Regions from separate parts of the Mus musculus genome. Here regions 1 and 2 are each linked to region 3. The links are chromatin loops, found by intact Hi-C in ENCODE. Cell type or tissue: left cerebral cortex. All regions are shown on one strand.

Region 1 (8,000 bases), 420 kb after region 3:
TTTGCCCAGGAGTAGTATTGCTGGGTCCTCAGGTAGTACTATGTCCAATTTTCTGAGGAACCACCAAACTGATTTCCAGAGTGGTTGTACCAGCTTACAATCCTACTAGCAATGGAGGAGTGTTCCTCTTTCTCCACATTCTCACTAGCATCTGCTGTTATCTGAGTTTTTGATCTTAACCATTCTGACTGGTGTGAAGTGGAATCCCAGACACTATTGTGGATGCCATCAAGAGTTTGCTGACAGGAGCCTGATATAGCTGTCTCCTGAGAGGCTCTGCTAGTGCCTGACAAATACAGAAGTGGATGTTCACAGCCATCCATTGGACTGAACACAGGGTCCCCAATGAAGGAGCTAGAGAAAGTACCCAAGGAGCTGAAGGGGTTTGCAGCCCCATAGGAGGAACAGCGATATGAACTAACCAGTACCCACGGAGCTCCCTGGGACTAAACCACCAATCAAAGAAATCACATGGTGGGTGGGGCTCCTATCTCTAGCTGCATATGTAGCAGAGGATGGCCTAGTCGGTCATCAATGGGAGGAGAGGCCCTTGGTTCTATGCCCCAGTAAAGGGGAAAGGCAGGGCCAGGAAGTGGGAGAGGGTGGGTTGGTGAGCAAGGGGAGGAGAGAGGGGATAGGAGGTTTTCAGAGGGGAAACCAGGAAAATAAAGAAAATATCTAATAAAAAATTAAAAAAATATATTATTCTCTACATCATTATAAACATTTCAGCTTCCAAGGCATACAACTCAGATAATACAATAGAATATTCATATCAGACTAAATTTACTTATGAAGGATTAAAATGTTAATTCATTAAAACCGCCAAGAAGCATCTGCCTAGGTAATGGCTTCATGTATGGCTGTCAGAGTTGATTCATGATCAACATAATCTATGCACACATGTTGCTCTGGCCACATGCATATGTACTGAAACAATCTGCATGGGCCACAAAACAAACCTAAAATCCTTGAAAACCAATAAGCACAACCCCTACAAATATTAACCAGTGGTCTGACTACTACAGGAATAACCACTTGCTTTCTGACTGCATCTGAGGCCTGGTGCATAGGAGAGATCCATGGCTGGTTTACAACCTAGATAAAAATCCATAGGCAGGGAGGTCACAGTCCCTAGGGATACAGAAGTTGTGAAGAGAGAACCTCAGCTGAGAAAATGACCCCGCCACACTGGCCTGTGGGGAAGCTGTGTAGCATGTCTTTGATTAGTGACTGCTGTAGGTAGATGCATCCCTGCACTCCTTCCATGACGGACTGGACGTGGAACTGTAAGATGAAGGTAGGTATGGCCCTGTTGTTTTTCCACTGCAGGAGAAACCCTAAGCAGGACAGGAGGGAAACACAACCGCAGTTTGTGCTAAACAAACACATGGTCAAACTGCCTTCTAAATATTTATGAGAATACCTATGGATCAGTGCTGCTTTCAGCCTGTCAGAGAAGCTGCTTTCTACAGTAGGGAGCAGTCAGTACATAGCTGAGACACCTATAAATCTACTTCCAGAAACCCCAGGAAACGTCCTGGAAGAGTGACAGGAAAATGCTAAGCAGCAGAGAGGATGAGGAAACACTGTCTGCTGGTCATGACGCAGCTGTGCACTCTGACTTCAGTGCAGTCACAATTCTCAAGGTCAACCTAACCAGTGATGCCAGCATGGATGGGGAAGGGCTGTGCAGCTCCACCCCAGCTGAGGAGCTACTAACCACTGATGGGCACTAGGACAAGGGGTCACTTTTCTTCAGGTGTGTGATGCAGGCAGCAAAAACTGGACTCCAAACTGGAGGACACCAGGGTAGGAGGGACACATACTGGGGGTGTGTGAGCAGAGTGGGACAGGAGGAGAGCTTGGGTGGATATAGTCAAGGTACATTATTTATTTATATATACACACACACACACACACACATACATATATATGAGTGTGTGTGTGTGTAACTGTTCAAGAATAAATACAAATATTTCTAAATGGATGTGACTCAACAACACTGTCATATATTTTTATAAGACACACATATATGTATATATCTATATATAAATCAATCTATCTATCTATCTATCTATCTATCTATCTATCTATCTATCTATCTATCTATCTATAAATAGGCTCAATCAGAAAGAATACAAGTTGCTTTGGCTTACTTTGCATGTCTGCAAGTGTGTGTGTATGAGTGGTACTGGGGAAGTAACTTGGTCCTTGGGTGTGCTAAGCACATGCTCTACCACACTGATCTACACTTCCAGCCTGCTTTGTTCTCTTTAAGTTGATTTCTCTTCTAGTATTCCTAAGTGAGCACCCTACATACAACCTACTTGAAAGTATTAGCAGATAGGTATTTTTAAAGTCTGAGTAATTCTACCAAAAGCAACTCTCATATTTCCCCAAAAGAAGGAACCACTGCTAAGAACCAAAGCCTGGCAATCTGCTTTCAGCAGACAGGTGTGTGCTCTGCGTGCTATATGAAAATTACTTATGAGAAGAGCAGGGGGAAAATTAGAAGGCAGTTTTCCCTACTGAAACTAATAAGTGATTAAGCAGATTTCTGACAGCACAGAGCTGTCAGCAGGCTGAAGGATCATCTGAGGAGCAGCATCCCAATGCTAGCACTGCGTACAGTTTCAGAACACTGGAAGTCCCACGTGACGAAGAAACCAGCTGACCAGCTGGGATAGTTGTGAATGTTAAGGTTAAGTGACTTAAGATAGGATTTTTTTTTTAAGAATATAAAATTTTATGACACGTTAGGAAGGCCATCTAGTGATATTGAAACATAAAGGTGATATGGTTGGATAAATTACTGTATAAAACTCCTTCTAAACAGTGTGAGATATTAAGACTGCTCTTATATATTATATACATTAAGAATACCAATCATATCCCATTAAATGAGAGAAGAAAATATAAAATCTTAAATACTTTAACCATAAGTATATTTTTAATTATTTAGGGAAAATAGAATGAACAGTTAGTGCTGGCATCTTTAGCTCCTGTCTACAAAGTTGCATTGAGTGCTACAGTTTCTGCTTAGGACAGGACTACAATGTGTTTGCCTTGGTTTTTTTTTTTTAAACCAGTTTTTTTTTTTTAATCCCAATTCTTTTTTTCCCTTGTTTTATTAGATATTTTCTTTATTTACATTTCAAATGCTGTCCTGAAAGTTCCCTATACCCTCCCCCTGCCCTGCTGCCCTCCCTACCCACCCACTCCCACTTCTTGGCCCTGGCATTCCCCTGTACTGGGGCATATAAAGTTTGCAAGACCAAGGGGCCTCTTCCCAGTGATGGCTGACTAGGCCATCCTCTGCTACATATGCAGCTAGAGACACGAGCTCTGGGGGTACTGGTTAGTTCATGTCGTTGATCCTCCTATAGGTTGCAGACCCCTTCAGCTCCTTGGGTGCTTTCTCTAGCTTCTCCATTGGGGGCCCTGTTTTCCATCCAATAGCTGACTGTGAGCATCCGCTTCTGTATTTGCCAGGCACTGGCATAGCCTCATATGAGACAGCTATATGGGGTCCTTTCAGCAAAATCTTGCTGGCATTTAAGATAGGATTGTTACTGTCAAGGTCATACTAAGAGTAGTGGGCAACTCAGGCAACTGGAGGCTATATGTCCGGGAATGCTGGGAGAACTAAAGTTAGTCACTGAACCAGTCACCTCAAACATCAGGAACCAACACAACCTTGTAAGGTGTAAGGTCTGATAGGTGACAGCTTTCTATTTTGTGGTGGTAAATACTACACACACTTCTATTTTCAACAGTGTGAACATTTTAAAGTGTGTTACATTTAACATAAGTACCACCAATCAATTTTTTAAAATGACCTTGTTCTTACTATTTTAATCAAATTCTCAGAAAGGAGAGGTGAAACTATCATGATAAAAGAGAAAGACATACCAGTAACTGACAGCATGGATGTGTGTGTGCATGTGTGCTGTGACATGTACGTGGTGGTCACAGGGATTAACCTCTGGCTAACAGGCTTAGATGGCAAGTGCTTTTCCTTGCTGGATCACCTCATCTCCCAATACTGTTTCTTACAACCAAGAAATTCTTAGTGAAACTGTTGAAAGAGTTTCCTTTACAATTCCTTTTAAGATGACATATTAATGACTGAGGCTTCAAGGTTACTGCAGATCGTCTTATACATAGATACAAGCAATGGCACTCATTCTATTTCTAAAATTGAACTTAATGGGATCAATAAAAATTGCCTACTTGGTAGATAGAAATTTTCTGTAACGAAGAGAGGGTTCCAAAGTTTTAGCTCTGCTTCAGTTTCTTCACACTGTTTGTGACTTTTCTCTATTAGAAGAAAGGGGATTGAGGGCTGGGAGCCACAGAATGGGAGGGATAGTATACACGTGTACAAACTGAATTTCAAATAAGAAGCAACGACAGGCTAAGAAAACCAAAGAAATGAACCAACAGCCCATGAAAGAGAACAGGCTCTGCCGAGAGGCTCCACTGTCTCTGCTCAAATCCCTGGCTTCCTAATCACCAGGTGGATGAAGCCATGAGTATCAGGGCCTAGAGTATCTCTTAATGATCTCATCTGTATAGAAAATATGAACACATAAGGGAATAAACACATGTAGAATAGTTAAGACAGTACCTGGCCTTAAAAAATACAAAATAAATGTTAGCAATTACTGTTATTCATGTATAATTTGCTTCCCTTACAAACTTTTCCCCACAGGAAGGAATTTAACTCTAAACCATCTGAGATTACTAAATACATTAAAAACCTGCTGTGTTGGACTGCCCCCTGCAGGCCTCAATTTACCCACTTATTTTACAAGGAACAGAGAATATAAGATTCAGATATGTTTTAAAACGACACTAAAATCATTATTCAATCCCTCCTAGCAGTAAGACACTGTCTATAACAGCTATCAAGATGCAAAGGAAGTCAGTTCTTTTCCTCAGCAATCGACTAAATCCAGAAAATCGACACACACTTCAACAGAATGAACTGGGGGAGATAATAAAAACCACTGCCTGCATTACAAGGACAAGGGAAAGCTGAAGATACGAAGGCCCAGGTTCAGTCGTGCAGCAGGTAACCAGCTGGACACTGAGCAAGTCATTTTTTAGGTCAAAATCAGTGTTAAGATGTCAGACTCCTAGTTTCTGTCATGGCAAAGGAGAAATACCTAAGATAAGAGCAAAGAATTAACCTATATACAGCACAGGTGAAAGATTGGGAAAGATTAGCCAGAAGAGATGGTAAGGTGAGGTTAAAGGCCCTGTGAGAGAAGTTAACCAGGTAAGAAAATAGAACAGTCCAGTATTTTTATTTTAAAGATTTATTTATTTATTTTATGCCTGAGCTGTACAGATGGTTGTGAGCCTTCATGTGGTTGCTGGGAATTGAACTCAGGACCTCTGCTCTCTCCGGCCCTGCTCACTCTGGCCCAAAGATTTATTTATTATTATATGCAAGTACACTGTAGCTGTCTTCAGACACATCAGAAGAGGGAGTCTCATTAAGGATGGTTGTGAGCCACCATGTGGTTGCTGGGATTTGAACTCAGAGCCATCAGAAGAGCAGTCAGTGCTCTTAACTCCAGCCCCCCAAACAGTCCAGTTTTAAACAATACCATGTGATTTAGATGCTAGATAGCTAATATATAATATCAAAATTATCACCAAAACAAACATCCATATGCCAGCTGTGTGTGGTGGGACACGGACTTGGTCCCAGTACTGAACAAGGCTGAGGCAGGAGAGATCAAAGGCAACCCTGGCTACAGAGCAAACCAGTCTCAAAAACAAAATAAAAAGCTATCGTTTGGAGGGAAAGAAACACAGCAGGCAGTTAGTTCTACAGGAACCATGACAAGTTCTGTGAGGAGGAAGGGGTAAGATGCAAATGGAAAGCTGAGACTTAAGGCAGGTTGTTCTGGGACATTAGAATGAGTGAGTCAAAGAAAGTGAACAAAACTTACTCCAGAGTCCCGAGTCTGCGGACTTGCAGGGAAAGAAAGAGGAAACGGAAGCACAGGCTTACGCTGCTTGTGGTAGACACTACAAATACAGCAGCGCACACACAGCCTCGTGTCATGAACAACTCATCACACGTATTCCACTCGCCAGAAATACAGAAAGCCTGACAAACATTAATTTGCAACAATAGTATGATCTAAGGTAACTCAACTTGCCCAGTGCACAGCTGATTAGATAGCATCTGTACCTCTTTTCCACACCAAGCATTCTGAGACATTACAGTGAAGCAGGCGCATTTCATCTCCACAGTAACAAAATACTACAATCAGAGTTTTTTAGATGAAGAAGATCCAGAAATGAGACATAAGTGCCCAAGTGTTTCCCAACCTTCCTAATGCTGCAACCCTTTAGTATAGTTCCTCATGTTGTGGTGACCCCTAACTATTTAATCATTTCATTGCTAGTTCATAACTGTAATTTTGCTACTGTTATGAATAGTAATATAAATATCTGATATGCAGGCTATCTGATATGTGACCCCCCCCCCCCCCATAGGATTGTGAACCACAGCTTGGGAACAGCTGGCCTGCTCTGTCCTGAAACTTGCTTTCCAAGCCTGAGATCCCAGTCCTGCATGGCTTGAAGCCTCTCTATTTTAACCACGGCCATGCTCCATGCTACAGGGTTATTCTTTCAGACTGTCCAGGGTAGGGGCATTAGCTATAAGCTGCAGGTTGGTAGAGAAGGCAATCCCTGGGCATCTAACATGACAGACTCTTATTCTTTTCCTTTTCCTTTTTTTTTTTTTTTTAAAGATTTAGTTATTTACTTCATGTATGTGGGTACACTGTCACTGTCTTCAGACACACCAGAAGACAGCATCAGATCCCATTACAGATGGTTGTGAGCCACCATGTGGTTGCTGGGAATTGAACTCAGGACCTCTGGAAGAGCAGCCAGTGCTCTTAACTGCTGAGCCACCTCTCCAGCCCGACTCTTATCCTTAAGGTCGAGTACTCAGTGGAACGTTTTGCACTTTAGAAATCATTAACAGAGATAGCAGCCAGGCATGTACACCTTCAATTCCAGAGACAGAGCTCAATGCCAACACACAGCAACTTATGGGCTGGTCAGGGTTACAGTCAGACACTGTCTTAAAATAACTCCTCACTCCAGTCAAACAAGAACAAAAAAAACTCTAGGAAACACTTCATCTTTATCGTTTTCTCCAAATTTCTACAAAATCCATTCATCAAGCCTTAGAGGTAGTAGAGATGCCTTCTTCAGTAATGGAGTGTCGGCCTATCACATGACCTCTCCACCAAGCAAGGAGAACACTGCTGTGGTTAGAATGGGCCGTCACCATGGAGACTGGCCTCTGGGCATGCCTGTGGGGTTTGGGTTCATTGCTCTAACTGAGGTAGGAGCAGCAGCAGGAGCTCACGGCTCTATTCCTGACTGTGGATGTGATGCAATCAGCTGCCTTCACTTTCCCACCATGAAGCACTGAACCCTAGACTGCGAGTCAGAAGCCTTCCTCCTTCCCAAACGACGCTTCTGTCAGGGTTCTTCACACAAGAGAAGAAAACTAAAACACTAACCAGTGTTTCTTAAAATTAACTTGCTCTTGCAACAGCTCAGGGAACATCTGTTTCCAGAGACGTCATCCCACTTTAGCTTTCTGAGATTCCACCTCAGGCCAAAGCTTCCCAGTGGGCCATGTGCGTCCTCGGCCTGGGATCATGGCAGCATTGTCACTAGAGGAAGGGCCAGAATGGGGCTGAGTTCTTTCTCAGAAAACTGTCATTTGTCTGTCCTAGGATTTATCTGGTCAGACATCAAGCTTACTCAGTGAAAAAAAGTTTTAAAACTTCATAGCTACTAGAAGACAACAGCAATAGCAAACAAGTTAGTCAAAAAAATTGAATAGGAAAATCTAGAAATAAGAAACTGAACTGGTATAAAGGCCCCAACACATCAATGGTAATCTAGAAGAAACAGACACGGAACAGAACTGCACTCATGTCTGTGGT
Region 2 (8,000 bases), 68 kb after region 3:
TTGAGCAGTCTCTAGTTGGGAACCATTACAGATAGTGCTGCTTGGAGCACTCTTGCATGCATCAGGAACACACATGTGTTCATTTCCCTTGGGTTTGAGGTAGGAGAGAAACTGTTGGGTGATGGGGTATTCATTTGTTTAGGTTCAGCAGAAAGTACCAAACAGTCCTCCAGGGTGCTGCACCTGCTTAGCCTTCCATTAGTAGATACTTGAGCCCTGGCTGGTCCACGTCATCACCAGAACTGTCAGGTGGTGGGGTTTTTGTTGTTTGCCTCTTCCTCTTCCAATGGCTTTGGTGTGCCCGGTATTTTAAAGTCTTCAGATACTCTGGCGTGGGAAACAACAGCATGATCAGTCTTGGTCTTAAGCAAACATTACTAATATTGAGAGCTAGCCATTTAAAAAGTTATGATTATGAAAATTTTCATTTTTAGTGTCTTAACTTACTTTGCATTGACATTGAAGGGGGATTTTTCCTGACTCTTCAGTTCATAGAGACAAGTTGACATGCTAGATTCACTCAACTCTGCTTCTATATGCCTTCAAAAATAAATAAGGAAAAGATAGGCAGGAAGAAAGAAGAAAGGATAGAGGAAGAGGGAAATAAGGGGTGAGAAGAAAGGAACAGAGGAAAAAATGGAGGGGAGGGAGAAAGTCAGCCACATTTGCTTGTCTCTAGCCACAGTGATTTCATGAGTATAACCTCTTTCAACATCAAAATGATAGATTCCGTAGGAAAAATTTTAATTGACTTTAATGATCTTGCAAGTATATATGCTTTTGGAGGGATAACAGGCATTCCTTCAATGATTCATTCAAATATACATAAAATTGTATACATAAAATATATTTTGTGCATGTAAAATAAGGTATAGATATAAACAAACATAAATGAAATAAAAGATTGACATCAACACATACATATCTACAGTCAGTACTAAATATGTCTCCAATATTTTCAAGACTTTTTGGACTTGGGTTTCTTGGAATGCCCCTGAAAGGTCTTCAGTCTTTAGCTATCATGTGAATTATCTATGTATAATTCCTCAGAAAGTCTCCCAAAAGCTTCAGGAAGCAAAGGTAAATGGATAAGATACAAGCCACTCATTACCTAGCCCTTCATTTGGCTCTACCTTCAGTGTAGACACTCCTTAAAAACCCATTCTAAAGTCAACCCAAGAGGACTCTAAGTGGTGTTATGCCACCTCCTCAACTTCTAAAAATACACAGACAGTCTAGATCTCTCAGCAAGTCATGACCCTCTTCAATCCTCCAAGGCAGAGATGCTTAAGTTCATCTGAAAAGGCTGTGAGATTCAAAAAGTAGCGACCAACTTCTCCTCATTCTTTGTCCAGACACAAGCCTTTTGGAGACATAAGAGCAGTGTCTCTAGAGTTTATTAAACTGAACTCATCCTCAGGCCAATGCGATACTGAGTGGTAGGTTGTCTAAAGTTTAAGGATAATAGGTGCTGTTCTGCACAATGTAGAAATTTCGAAGCACTTAGATCCTGTTTCTAACATTTTAGATACTTCTCCCCTCTCACTGTATAGCACGCAAACACATGCAAACATGCGCATGCGCGCGTACACACACACAGAGCCATTTTCCCTCTCTAACAAAATATTCATACGCATTGGAACAAATCACTGCTTCACATTAATTAATCACAACCTGGCTAGCTTCACCCCATTAGGAAGGAGAAGCCTGGCAGGAAGTGAGAGCAAGGCTAAAACTCTGCTCCTGTCCAGTTGCTAAGCAGTTGTGTGGCCTTGCCTGGGGGCTCTGCTCATGTAATAGATGCTCTTAGTTTTCTTGGTGATTACAAAGGTTCACGCATCCCCAATTCCTCACCAGGAGGAAGTGTCCATCATTTTTCCCCCAGTCTCCACAGGTATGCTATCTAAACCAGAAGGAGATCTGATCTTCTCTTTACTTAGAAGTCTGTTACAAACAAGATCATTTTGTTAAGTAAGGATGTGAGAAGTAAGTTTGAGGTTACAAAGAGACAGCCATCCCCACTAAAGGGTCTGCACAAGTCATGCTTTACTCTTGGTCAAGAGGAAGTGCTTGGGACCCAACCACACAGACAGGAAGTGCATTCAGATTTTTTACTTACTATGATGATGTCTGTGTTTTTTCTCCCATTGGCTGTGGTCTGACCTCACAGACCTAATTCAATTGGCTAGCCTGAAAAGAATTGGTGCACAGGAAATGAAAAAAGGCGGCAAAGTGTCACTGCTCCAAGGAGAAAAGGGTCACTGCTCCAGGCCATTAAATTCCTAGACTGGAGGATCGGACCTTTGAATAAACAAAGGTTTTAGTGGGTTGAGGGAAATTAAAACATTTGCATAAAAGTCTTACAAGATCTATGTGTGTGGTGGGGGGGGGGTGGATAAGAATATTTGAATTCCTTGTCCTTAACACAAGTTTAACAATATTTTATAGAAAAAAGTCATATTTGACATTTTTACAAGAGCTTGACAGGAGTGCTTCCTGTCAGTTCTAGCCACAAGACACTTGGAAACAAGAATCTAGCCTCTGGATTTTACAGCACTCGGTTCTCACTATCTGTTACCAACCTGAGCCTGCTTTGATAAGGGGAAAGAGAGGCCATGTCAAGCAAGATGGAAACCAAGCACAGCAGGAACCTAACAGAGAAAAGGGAAGGAGCGCACTCATTCTCAATCCTCCCTAGGCTGGAGAACCACAGCTTCCAGAGGACCTTTTATCAGCTTGCTGCCTGCAAGGGCTGCTGGGGGTGTGACTTTCCCCTACTCTTAACTCAGAGAAGCGAAACCGTTCCCCTCTTCCTCACTGCCTGACCCATGGGGAGGTCTGAACCAGCCCCACTTGATCCTGTTTGTTCTTTTCCTAAAAAGACAAGACAAAAAAGTGTGACAGTGAGTTAGCAGCAAACACCCTACTGGTTTAATTTTCCATGCAAAGTAAAAATTTGAATACAGGACTGAAAGGATATTGGCTAAACAACAAAATTGGTGAACTTGGTTCCATTCCCAGAAGAATCCATTGAAAGGTATGCCTTAAAGTTTTAATGAGAAATCAAGGGAGAATGTCAATGTGCTTCCTCTCTCAGAAGAATAAAGGACAAAAGTCTGGCTCTCCTCTCTGTTGTCTTCTTCCCTCTCTCCTCTCCCAAACTCAACATTGCCAAGCACCATGTGTTTAAATTGGTGGAGTTCTCTGAAAGATCCATCTGTCCATTGCACTTGGGTGGGAGTTATTTCTATTCTTCTAATGACCTCTCCTCAACAAACACACGGGGGTGGGGGGGAGGGGAGAGAGAGAGAGAGAGAGAGAGAGAGAGAGAGAGAGAAAGAGAGAGAGAGAAGAGCATAAAACTGTTGTTCTAATGTTCAAGCTAAGATCCATCTAAAGCTCTTTAACAAAGTGGGAGTCAGTGTCTGACCACAGAACAGAAGGAGGTGGGAGGGAGACTTTCTCTGTAGTTGTACGTCCTAGATCTGAAATGAGTACCTTCTGAGGACTCAAAAGCAGATCACATTTGCAAGCCTAAGTGCTGACTCATGTCCTCCCTCTAGGGCCACAGAAAGGAAGGGTGGGGTTGGAGAATCTGACCCTGAAGAGAGAGAGGGGTCAGAAGAGAGAGGGAGCAGGCACACGAGCAAGATTCCCTTGTCTTCTGATTTTCAAGATTCACGAACCCTGATGGGAGAGTCTGCAAACACTGCCAGAGGTCCTTCAGCATCTTTCTCAAGCTGTTCCTCGTTTATTTTCCTTTGGGACCTCCGAGGCCCATGTAGTCAATGAAAGAGAAGAGAAAATGCCAAAAGTCTCTCTCTGTTATGCCTACAAGGATGGGTGAAGTGAGTCAAACAAATTGAGGGAAAGAGAAAGAGAGAGGAAGGAGAGACAGGGAGAGCACAATAACTCAAGAGTAATCCAAGAAAGGATGACTTGTGCATCATGTCTCCCATGTCCTCCCGTTGTCTCACACAATTATCTCTCCACAGCCTCTTGGACTAGTTTGATACTGTATGTAACTAGTCAGCAGTCTGGCAGTGTCCTAGATCTAGCGACTGAGAAGACCGCACACTCTGTTGTAGGCTTGAGTACTGTCCCATTAGTTATATCAGGAGTGCGTTCTGTGGTGAGCCCAGTCACAACTCACTTTGGTGGCCACAGACAGTACTAAAGCCAGCATTTTATATTTGTGGTAGATATAAAATCTTCCATGGAATTTATGATTACTACATTTGGGTGCCCCTGCTAGATGAGATAACTATGCTATGACCACTGATTTATTTGCTCTATAAATATTATTTGTTTATGAAGTGTTGGGTGCATTTTTGGGAACTCAAGATACATGTACAGCTTGTATCCACAGGAAAGTCTGCAGGTAAGCACTTCTATTCATATGCATCCTACATGCATTAAATAGACACAGTCAAAGCCTTCTGATGCTAAATGACTGAAATGTATAATAAGGTAAGTCCTGTATAAAAGAATGGCATTGGGTAAGAGAGGATGAGACGTCTACCTCAGTGAGTTTGTTTTGGACAAGGATCACCATATCAAAGTTGAGTATTTTCTCCTGGGAGCTATGTCCTGCATTCTTCCATCTGTGTGTGCTAAGCCAGACAAACAATAAAGTTCACTTCAACTGGAGAAGCCTAGAGAAGATTAGGGAAGGATTTATTTAATTGTCCTTTTCCACTTTTAATATTTGTATTTGTCCACTTTCAATCACTAGTAACAAAATACTTGAGCATATCAACTGAAAAGACTAAAGACTTATTTTGATTTACAGCTTCAGAATTTTCAGTCCATGGTCACTTTGTCCTATAGTGAGTCTTTGGCAAGGCAAAAGATCATGGTACAGAGGTTATGGTCAAGCAAGGGGCTCCCATCATTCTATCCAGAGAGCAGAGAGGAATTATTGTGAAGATACAGTAGCCAATACTGAAATCTCAAGAATACTCCCTTAAACTAAGTCCCCCACTCCTAACTCTTAAACACTTTTTAGTAGTTCATCAAATTGTTGACTAGGGAGTATTAAATTGTTGACAACAGCAGGGTCCTCATGATCTCATTTCTGGATTGCACATCAACAGGCCTTCAGTGTATGAGATCTGGAAGACCTTTCCTATCCACAGCAACAATACAAAGTATATTTACAATGATATGAATGTATCCTTGAGGTCAGGGGCTCAAGATAGAATCTAGAGTAGATTTTCAAATATCTTTTAAAAATAATTAGTAAATCATAAAGAACTGAATCACAGTTTTCCGTTCGTTGACTGTTTTTGTTAACATTCTTTTCAGAACTAGAGAGATGGCTCAGCAGTTAAGAACACTGATTGCTCTTACAGAGGATCAGGGTTCAGTTACCAGCGCCTAAATGGCAGCTCACAACTCTCTGCAACTCCAGTTCCAGGTGATCCAACACACAGAGATGCATGCAGGCAAAACACCAATGCACATACAAAACAAAAATAAGTAAATCATAAAAATAAAAGCTCTTTTCATTCTCTGTCATTGTCAATATTTCTCCCTCCCCCTCCTCCTCTCCCTCTTCTTCCTCTTCCTGTTCTTTTTTTTTTTTTTTTTTTTTTTTTGCCAAAGCCTTTCGAACTCCTTTGGACTCCAGGGGCTTTTGGGACATAGGACTCCTATTTCTGTTCTGCTGCCTTGCCTACTTTACCATGGCCTATGTCTCTTCTTTTGTGTAGATTTAGCTAAAACCCATTCTCAGAGGAAATAGAACCACAGCAAACCTTTGGGTTTGATCATGACATGAGTTCTTCCTCATGGTATGTTTTTCTTTTCTTTTCTTTTTTTTTTTCTCCAAAATGTAACACATCAATAGGATTCAGTGTGATATTGTCATACACATGCAGACAGCACGCCTGGATCATCTCTAACCATCCTTACCCTTCTCATCTCTTCTACTACCATCTTTCCAGAGTCTTATCTATATTCTACATTTAGATGTCCTTTCTCTACATTTCTACATTCAAGGGAGAATGTGCTGTCATCTGCCTTTCTATGGCCAGCTTATTTCATGTATGCATTCCAGTGTAAGCAGTTTTGCTGCAAATGACAGTTTCCTTTGTATTTATAGCTAAATAATGTTCCGTTATATATAGTATATAAACCGTATTTTCTTTATCCAGTCATCTGTTGATGGAAACCTAAGCTGATTCTATATCTTGGTTATTGTGAAAAGTGTCTCAGAAAACACAGGTATGCAGCACTCTCAAATGAGATGACAAAAATCATTTTCTTTGTGCCTATATATGGAAATATGATCATCTGGTAGTACTGAAAGCATCGTTCTTATCACACATGGATGCACAAGAAAGAAAAAAAAAAACTTGTCTTCACTTATAACTCTTGAGTTGTAGAGCAGCCACCGAGAGCCCATAATCTAAAAGTAACTTTAAATGGAGCTGAGAGCAAATTGTCTTGGAGTGAGAAGCCACCTGAGGAAACCTATTTGCTCCATCGAGAGCTGAGAATAATCAACTATCTGTGTGCTTTAATAACACTTGTTTTGGATACCTTAGTCCCGTTTTTTTCCTTACTGTCTACCCTGCCTTCTACCCCCTAATAGAATTTCCCAATTCAGTTACTTAAGTTTATTTCAATTCCACCCAGATAATTGAGCACAAGAAGAATGGGGTGGGGAGGACACCTTGTAAAATGTAAGACATTTTACAAATATAAGTTACAACTAAGCACTAATTATATAGTGCTATCCTCTCTACTGATGTAGAGGTGGGAGTGAAAAATCCAAGATGAAAAGCCCTGACCCCGGTGTTCCAGGGACTCTGTGCTAAAAGAAGAGGTACCATGAAAATGACTGATCAGTAATGACAGGCTAGAATCATAAAAGGGGTCCTCCTAATGATGGAGGAACAAGGCACTTTTGAGTGAAATCAGAGAGACACGGGATTCTTCTGCTGTCAGAAACGGTAAAGATGCTGAACAGCATGGGAAAGATGGTGAACGTCTCACGTGGGAGGTAATCTGACATTACAGAGAAGATGCCTTCCAAAGAGGAAACTATCCCATCAGATCAATGCTGATCCTGGGATAGAAGGAGATGGATGAGGACCGTGGTCATTCAGTCAGACCCTCAGTTGTCCACATTAAGTAAGAGTTTATTTCTTGGAAAAAAGAAACAGTTGCAGTGAATTTTAAGTATTTCAATTGCTGCAGGCATCAGGTTAGCCTCAGAGATGCCCGGTTTTATTTTCACATTAGTTTTTTTGTCATGTTTTTTTTTTTTTTTTAAGGGCAGCAATAAACATATACAAGTTATCTTTGACTCTAGAAGGTTGGTGGGCACAGGTATAATCGTGGCTCCAATTCACCATTGTAAATAAAAGTACACAAGTCTCATCATCCCATGTCTGACCCCAGAACAATGTCTGAGGTCTGCACACAGCTCTACACTTTGTAATGTGCAGGGTGAACTCTGCTGGTAACATATAGAACATGTGCTAAAAGTGAGTCCACCACTTCAGTGTCATTATACAGAAATATATCTGATTAAAACTTGGGACATATAATATTTTAATGAAGTTTCTGTATTTGACTTTTTAAAAAAGTAATTAAATGTTCAAGATGCAACCACTTAAAATAAAAAATGTTGTTACATATAGGGACCTTGAATACCATGACCAAAAAAATAAATCACCTATACACAGGGAAGGTGTCAGGCTCCTTCAGTTTAGTTAAAGACTTGAAGAATCTATTTTTAAGGTTTTCTTTTAAGCACAGAGAGTAGCCTGAGAGAGGGGGTACAGGTGGCATTCTTTTCCAGCCAAGGGTGCAAACACTCAATTAAAATGAAAGGTGCATTTAGAAGGAATGTGTTGCCATATATCACCTGTGATTAGATGTGTGACAACTTTTACGGACAGGAAGGCTTCCATTCAAGAGCAGACAATTCTTCCAGTTACTCGTGGGTCTAAGGTCATGCCCTGACAGTGGGAACAATGACTGTCAAC
Region 3 (8,000 bases):
ACTGCCTGTAAGAACACGTAGGTCTTTCCAGGAGAGGATCCTGACATCTTACCTCACTCTCTTCCCCAATCCCACTCCGCCAGCGCAGACTCTCCACAATGAACATCCTAAGGAAAAGTTAGTGTGTATTGTCAGGTCCCAAAGAAATCTGGGACAACCAGGCAAAGGGCTAACTGAAGAGCTTGTTAGCATTCCAAAGCCTACTCTGGCCCAGGCTTACTCAGTAGCTGTGGCTCCTCTCTGCTTTTCTCTCCCCTACCTATGCAACTCCCAAACCTCTCCAGCCCAGAGGTTTCACCCGAGCTTCTGATTCCTATATAAACCTGCTAGTCTGCTGCTTCTCCTCCTTCTCCACCTCCTCTTCCTCCCCCACCTCCTCCTCCCTCACCTCTTCCTCTCACAGCTTGCCCTTTAAGCTCTCTTGGTCCTGTTGGTCCTCCTTGGTTCTCTTTGTTCTCCTCTTCCTCTCTCACTCCCTGCCCCACCCCATTTTTATTCCTGTATTTCTTGGTGTATGGAATTACTATCAAATTCTTTCCTGGAAGGTCTATGCATGTGGGTGTGAGTATCCCAGCAGCAGCAGCAGAGGCTGGCCTGGCATGCAAGCAATCACTCAGAAGACTATTCCCTGCTAGGGGAATACCAAAGTTGGAGATCCTTTTGGGAAGTGTGACCTCATCAGGAGTCTCAAACAAACAAACAAAAACAAAAAACACCCCCAAACCAAAAAACAGACAAACAAACAAAAAACCCAAACAACCCTAAAAACAACCAACTCAACCACCCACCACCACCAAACCCCTACATCAGTCAATACAGGTGCTTGCAAATGTTTATGAACAGCAGAGGAAGCTGGATTCCAGGAATAACAGCTAGAGTGGCACAGAAAGTTCCAGCAGAGGTGCTTGTCCTTGGAGGCTGCCACAGGACCTATAGCTCAAGGCTCTTTTCCTTTAGGAAAGCTGCAAGTGAACTCAGAAATATCACAGGGGGAAGACTCCATGTTTCTCCTTTTGCTTGTTTGAAATAATCGCCTGAAACCTTTTTGCTGTTGACACCAATATGATTTCTGTCTTCCAAAACTCCTGGTGAGTAAATCCAATGGACAGAAATGAATTCATAGCTAGAACTCTGCTGGGATGGAGAGTGTCCAGCCTCTTTTATTGGAAGAAGTTTAAGAACCTACCCAGAGCATTCAATATAGGCCCTGTGAAGGAGGGGACCTCAGCTGGGCTGTTGACCCTGCAGATGGTCTATTGCCTGGCTTATTCTGTCCCTGTCCCTCACCCTGTCTCCTTCTCTGTGTGGCTAGAGTTGAGTGTAGCCAAGCGGCAGAAATGATACGGTAGAAAAACAGTGGCAAGGTCACATCCATGTTTGTACTGCAGGTCTCTGAGACTATTAACACCTCGGATGATGTAACACGCTATGATAACCCTGGCAACAGCTCTCTCACCAAAAGACAATCCTAGGAGAGAAACAGATGGGCCCACTGCCAAGTCTGTTGTTCCTTTGAGAGACTGACAGAGTAATGAGTCACGGCACACAAGCGAGATGTGTCAGGACTGAGTAGTACAAAGTGGGAGCTGTGAATGGATAGGAGATTCCTTTTGGATTCTAACACAGTCAGTCTTTTTTAATGCTGAAAGTGTGACTTATTGTTAATATTAGAAGGCTGTGGTGATATTTAATAGGCTTCTGAATTACTGTAGTACAGGCATTGGTCAATCAGAATATACCCTAAGCCATAGAGTGCTGATATAACTACAGTAGGTGCCATTTCGTAAGGACAATCCCAAGTACAAAAGAGACCAAAACTGATAAAGAATCATCACAAAACATTGCTTAAGGAGGGGAGAGGAACAAACTCTACTACATGTGACAGTGTAAACATTCACTTGGCTCTGTGAGTTATGAGAAGGTAACGCCTCCTCTTTCTGCTTGTTTGATGACTTGCTCAGTTCATTGACAGTCTGCAATAGATTTCTTTTTTCCATTTGGATTAATTTCACACACTCCCCATTGCTCTGTACCCATGGCTGGAGTTTAACACGGAGTTATTGAATGATTCCTTCTTGATTGAATTCGAGAGTTGAGTCTTTGTACATCCCTGGACTCATCTGGCATGCGACTCCCTCCCTGCCAGTCAGCCAGTCTTTCTGGATAAACAACATGCTACACCAGGGACTGGTATGTGTGTCCTTACCCTCAGACTCTTTAGACACAAAAGTGATAACCTAGAGTGCCTGTTTGTAACAACAGAGTTTGTTTCTATCTCAGGTTTAAATAAGCAAATTTGGCATGGGTTCTGGTATACATGTAAGGGCCGTACATGCTTTATGTCGGGACCAGCCTTTTACAGATCATCTCAATCATCCATCTTTAAACTTCTGAGAATTGTTTCTTTTTAAAAATATTTTGATTATGTAGAATACACATTTTATAAATAAGGGTCATGGAGCCACAGATCAGAAAGAAATAAAAATTTAAGTCTCAAACATGTTAAACAGGGTCATAAATTTTGCTTTAGCATATAGACAGTTCCACTTGTCATTCAAACCTTCAGTGGAGTAAGGATATTGCCTCACTGTAGATACTGGGCTGAGTGTTCTCCTTGGCTATGCTACTATATCCTAGTAGATCCTGATGGCTTGCAAATGCTCATGGGTAATAGGGTCACTCTATAAACGAGCCTGTACTGTAACAGCATTGGTCCAGATTAGTTCGGTTTTCTGGCTAAAATGATACATCTGCTATCTTCACTGTGGAGGGGGGCTCTGTGCACAGTGATGGAATGGACATTGTCTACTTAATGCTTTTCTCCAAATGTTATCATAGGCTCTGAAGGGAACAGGACAACACTCATTTATAAAGTGGTCAGTAAAATATTTGCTTGTGATGTACATTTAAATAGGTATCCAAAAAGTAACTTTCAGAAAAGTTTTTAAAATCTTTTTAATGCTAGTGAGATGTTCAGTGGGTAAAGGTGCTAGTCACCAAGTCCGATGACCTGAGTTTAAACCCTGGGGCCCATATGGTAGCAGGAGAGAACCAACACTCTCAGGTGATCCTCTGACCTTCAAAAGTGTGCTGTGATTCCCACACCACACACACACACACACACACACACACACACTGCCCATTATAAAGTCAGTCTAATATTTTGTAATTCTTTCTATTTTGTCTTGTAATTATTGCCTGCTTTGGATCACAAAACCAAATCCTCGGTGGCTTCTTTCGTCATTATCCTGGACTGTTTTCCTACTCAGATTCTACTTCTTATGTTATTAAGCAGCATGGATGTGTTGGCATGTATGTATGTCCTAGAAGAGTTAAGAGGGACAGACTAATGCTCAGGAAATGAATGAGTTCACAATCAAAATTCATCCTTAAACCTGGTCCAAGTTCAGTTGTGAATTTCATATGGAAGCTCCTTAAAGAAAGGAAGAAATGCAGTCTTCCTCCTACTGCATATAAACCTGGGTCCAAGAGCTTTAGTTGAACATAAGAATCCCTCCAGTATCACGTGTGTGGTAGTTCCAAGCACCCTGGTCATCTGTACCAACTCCTGCATCCCAGCATGCACTTAGTAGGCTTTTGTTCTTGTGGAATGCTCACCATCAGAAGAGACAACTTGGACTGTCCAGTCCTTCTATGAAGAAATAAAAGATGGAGGTGTGGCAGATAGCAAGATTTCTCTCTCAGAAACACTTGGGTTCTTGCTGGGGGCAAGATGTTTGAAAAGTACCATATAAAACTCTTCTTTCTATTCCCAAATCAGCTTCATATGCTGGCTGAGATGGAAGTAGGGCACTGTTAAAATTAAACACAGTTTTGCCTTTCAACGCAACAGAGGCATAGCTGACTCATCCTCCCTCTCTCTCTCTCTCTCTCTCTTCCTCCCTCTCTCTCTCTCTCTCTCTCTCTCTCTCTCTCTCCCTTGCTCTCTCTCAGGAAGCCTGGCATTGAGAAGGATTTTCCATTGTGAGTGTTAAAGAACTTCCTCAGAAATTACAACTGTTGTGACCTCTGTGTTTCCACCGATAGATAAGACACGAGATGAAAGTATGAAAAAGCAAGCCAAATCCCCTAGGCATGGCTGCATCAGAACAAAGCCATTATGTTGTGACAGTTAGATTTAAGACCCATGATGCCACCCTGGGAAATCTGCAGTCTGAGCGTTGCCCAGACTCTGCAAGCCTCCTGGGGCCATACCCAGAAACCGGCCTTTATGCCTCGGTGCGTGCAGTGTCGTTTGTGAGAGTTCTGCCCACAAAGCCATCAGATGGTAACAATTTTCAGTCACTTCCAACATGAGTTGGTTTTGAACTTTAATATGCAACCTAATTATGACTGCAAACACTTTGTTAAGCAAACAAACTTCAAACCCCTTTAAGGAAAAAAAAAAAAAAACAAACCCTAGCTCTTCTCTGGTCATTCTGTCTTGTACAAAGGCTTTAAAAATAAAACTCTGTAGGGAATTAGAGAATCCAGGGATTTAAAAAAAAAAAAAAACCTGCCCCAAATTAAGTGGCTTCAATGTAATCAGTACTTGAGCACCAAGTATCTGGTTTTTTACTTCAAATCAAAATCTGGAAGCTAAAGCATTCTATTTCCTATCCCTCCTGCTAACTGTTCACCTTTGACTCAAGACACACAAGTAATCTCATTCGTGCTCTTAAGTCATCCAGAGAAATAGACTTTTTCATTTGTTCCCCAATTGTTCTTTGTGTATGAATTTCCTCTTTTCAGATCCCGAAACACATGCCACGGGAGGTCCTGCTCCCTTCAGGTTCCCTCACAGGAGCCTCTTTCCATCCTTCTTGGTTACTTTATCAAGAGCAAGAGTCATTATGTAGCAAATGGAAATGGCCAGATAATCCCTGTGGAGTTCAAACCAAGGGGGCAGTGTGAGGAGGTCTTGGGAATGGGAGTCCGGACCTCCAGACTCCATCTGTGGTCCTCTCCGTCCCCACACACTTACTGTGTCCAGAGTTTTTCCATGCTCTCCATTTGCCTGAATAATGGTTTCTAATATCTTCTTTCATTTTCTGGTTACTGCCCCAGGAAGGAGCTTAATGCATAGAGAACAAATATCTGATTTGTAGATGAACTTTTTGAAGGGAAATACATAGCGGTGTAATACCAAGCAACCCTTACAAAATGTAAAAGGCATGAAGGGGCACCCTCCCACAACCCCAAGGTTCACCTCAAGAGACCCTGAACCCCACATGTGTCAGCACCTCAGTTCTCCTCAGCCTCACCTCTTTGTGAACATGGGAAACTGTGGAGGCCAAACTTTTACTGATGACAAAGCAGGTAAGAAGACTGTTCTCCTGGGAAAACCTGTGCTTGAGAGGCTGGGCTGTGATCTTGTGACAACTGTTCTTGTCCACTAAATGCCTAACCCTCCTCGGTCAGATGTGACGCCAAGGCCCGGGGACATGCTCATTATGGAGACAAACTTTTACACCAGCGGAAATGAGACTTTTGCTACTTCTTGAGTGTAGAATTTTTCAGGCAGGATAGAAACCCCACCTGAAGAGGCGCCGTGGACAGAGGCCGTAAAAAGGCTCCTTCCTTTCCAAATGGACTCAGACATGCGTAGAGAGCTTCTCCATGCTGCGCCTCAGCAGTGACTGAAATTGTGCTGGTTCGCAGATATTTGTCATGTGAAGCCCATCTGGATGGAAAAATTCTGGTAACAATTAAAGAGTCCACCAGGTCTCCAGACTCCATTAAGATGAACCCTGAGTTAAAAATTAACTGCTCTTCCCTAGCCATGCTTTCTGGGTTTCCTGTCCTCACACACGGAGATGGAAAACAGTAGGAGTCTAATGATTAGCCACAGAATGGAACCCCTGGACTGGGGCTGCCGTGCTCTCTAGGAAAGTGGGATCAGAGGATGGAAGTAAGGTCTAGCCTAGAATCCTCATGAGAAGGTGCTGCAGTCTCCTTAACAGTCTGTGGTCCCTGCCCATCTACTGTCAACTTTAACCTCAGCCAAATTACACCATTGATACTTCTATCTTCTTACTTTTTTAAATATTAAATTCTTTGTCATACTCTGAAAAAGATCGTTTTGGTTTTTTTTTTTTTTTCTGGTTCACCATCATCCTTTATGCCTATATAGCTACACAAAAATCTGCTCAGAATAATTTGCCTTAATAAATCATTTCAATTTAAGAAGAGCCTTAGAAAATGAATACAGTATTTAACATCTACTGCACATCAACATTCTGTAAAAGAAAAATATGCTTTCCCTTCTGAAAAACAAATACACTATGTGCTGTTTGGCTTGGGGCATTTTGGTTGAGACTGCAGAGGTATGTTGTAAGTTTTAATACAGAGGTTTTCCTATTAATGTTGAATGAACTGGTAGGGATATATGGCAAAGGGTTCATTCATGGAAATGGCTATTTGATGGGTCATAAAGCTAATTAAAACCAAATTTTGGCAACAGCGTTCAGGATGTGCATGGCCAACTCTGTTTTGTTACACCACCCCAAATGACTCTTTCATGTGGGAAAATATTTTCACTTCAAAAAAAAAATACAGGAAAGTTTAATTGATCTAGGCAAACAAAACAGTCAGACAAATTAGCACATGATCAACTCCTAGGATCTAAAGCAAATCAGGCTATAAAATCTAAAGGAAATGCAGCAGCTTTAACTTTCATTGCTGTTTCAAAGTTAGATCTTAGGGAATTGGTGTACATGAAAAAAGCTTAACTATTGTGTGGCCAGGATTCCAGAGACCAGAGCTGTGGTCAAGAGACTGACAAAAACAAACAAACAAACAAACAAACAAACAAACAAACGAAGAGTCAAGCATGATGCTGGGCGGTGGGGGTAAGGAATAAAGGAGAGGAGAGGGCACCAATTTGGACTCAAATAAATCTGTCTACCTGCAATAACACCAAGGAATCTCAGAACCTTGTTTTAAAGATAGTGAAAATTAGTAGGCAAACATTTGAATCATAGATGTTATTCAACAAGAGTTTTTTTTATAGAGTCTGAATAGTTGGAGAGGAAAAATTCTGATTATTCTCATTGCCTTGGTCCATACTTTTCCTTATGCCCTTGCTCTACGAAATATTTATCAGGATTCTTCTGAGAAGCAAGCAGTAGTGCTGTAAGTTTCTTGTCGTCATGCAGTCTGTCATAAACCATCACACAAATAATTATTTTACCAAAGTGGTGAGTAAAGCTTAAAAGGAAGCTCTGACATGCCTGTGAGTATATGAGAGGGATATATAAATGCATCTGGAGGTCTGAAGTCAAGCAAGCCACCGGTGGATGTGAGGTTACAACAGAGAATTAGCAGAGGAAGAAAGAGAAAATGAAATTCCAAGTGGGGAGACACTGGGAAGACTCCCAGGTAGAGACATAAGAATGAGCATGGTCCAAGATTTCATGAAGCATAACAGAAGCAAAGGAACAGAGAAAGTCACAGTATGATTACAGAGGTGGTGAGCCAGAGATGAGTTGGAGAGGCAGCTAAGAACCAGGTCATAGAAGAATGGTAAAGTTCTGAACATTCAGCAATTTAGACAGGTGCAGATCCGGCCAACCAGAAGGGACAACAGTCGTCAACAAATCACGTGGTGCAACCAGAATGACTGGCTGGCCATCAGCCCAGAAGGAAAGGGCTTGTAGGACATGTTTTACATTCTCTGCTTAATACCTCGTACAAGACAAGAACAAAACATTGAAGTATCTTCAATAAGGAAGCTTCAGAATCTAATATGAGTCAGACTTGTTTTCTAGAGTGACCAAGGGGCAGGGGATAAATTATTTTCAGCTTACCAAGGAGCTACCCCTGTATCAGAGACAGTGCTTTGAGGACTGGGGAATAAGATGAAGGTCACAGAATGCAGCTCTCGCTCTAAGGCAGCTTACAATAGCGATCATTCAGGTGCTTTACTTGAGCAAAGAACATTCTAGATGTCCTTCAGAAAAATGGAGAAAACTGAGCATCCTGCCCAAAATCTACTTCTC

Evidence for each region. Hi-C counts contacts between places; a loop is a spot of excess contacts. Peaks named below come from ENCODE experiments on the same cell type or tissue, not always from the same donor. Only the 100,000 strongest peaks of a DNase experiment are listed, where the experiment ranks them.
Region 1: it touches region 3 in a loop (2.3-fold over the local background); 14 of 42 quality-filtered maps call a loop at or near these places.
Region 2: a loop joins it to region 3, with 2.2 times the contacts of the local background. A loop is called at or near these places in 2 of 42 quality-filtered maps.

What each region holds. Positions count from the first base shown.
Region 1 is chr10:44,325,324-44,333,323 of GRCm38, reverse strand. All of the region lies in intron 6 of Atg5 (autophagy related 5), which reads right to left. Among named protein-coding and RNA genes, the nearest start is that of Mir1929, 30 kb to the left of the region's middle. In left cerebral cortex, a CTCF peak has its summit at 4,788 (motif pointing left); DNase peaks (open chromatin) are centred at 4,790, 5,995 and 7,494.
Region 2 is chr10:44,680,950-44,688,949 of GRCm38, reverse strand. Gm35154 (a long non-coding RNA gene) reads right to left here. Exons shown (of 4, transcript XR_380292.3): 3 at 448-540; 4 at 1-327. Among named protein-coding and RNA genes, the nearest start is that of Gm22503, 47 kb to the left of the region's middle. In left cerebral cortex, no CTCF peak of the experiment used is centred here; DNase peaks (open chromatin) are centred at 2,847, 3,198 and 3,488; H3K27ac peaks cover 276 bases.
Region 3 is chr10:44,749,022-44,757,021 of GRCm38, reverse strand. No RefSeq gene overlaps it. Among named protein-coding and RNA genes, the nearest start is that of 4930431F10Rik, 14 kb to the right of the region's middle. In left cerebral cortex, no CTCF peak of the experiment used is centred here; DNase peaks (open chromatin) are centred at 450, 1,504 and 3,803.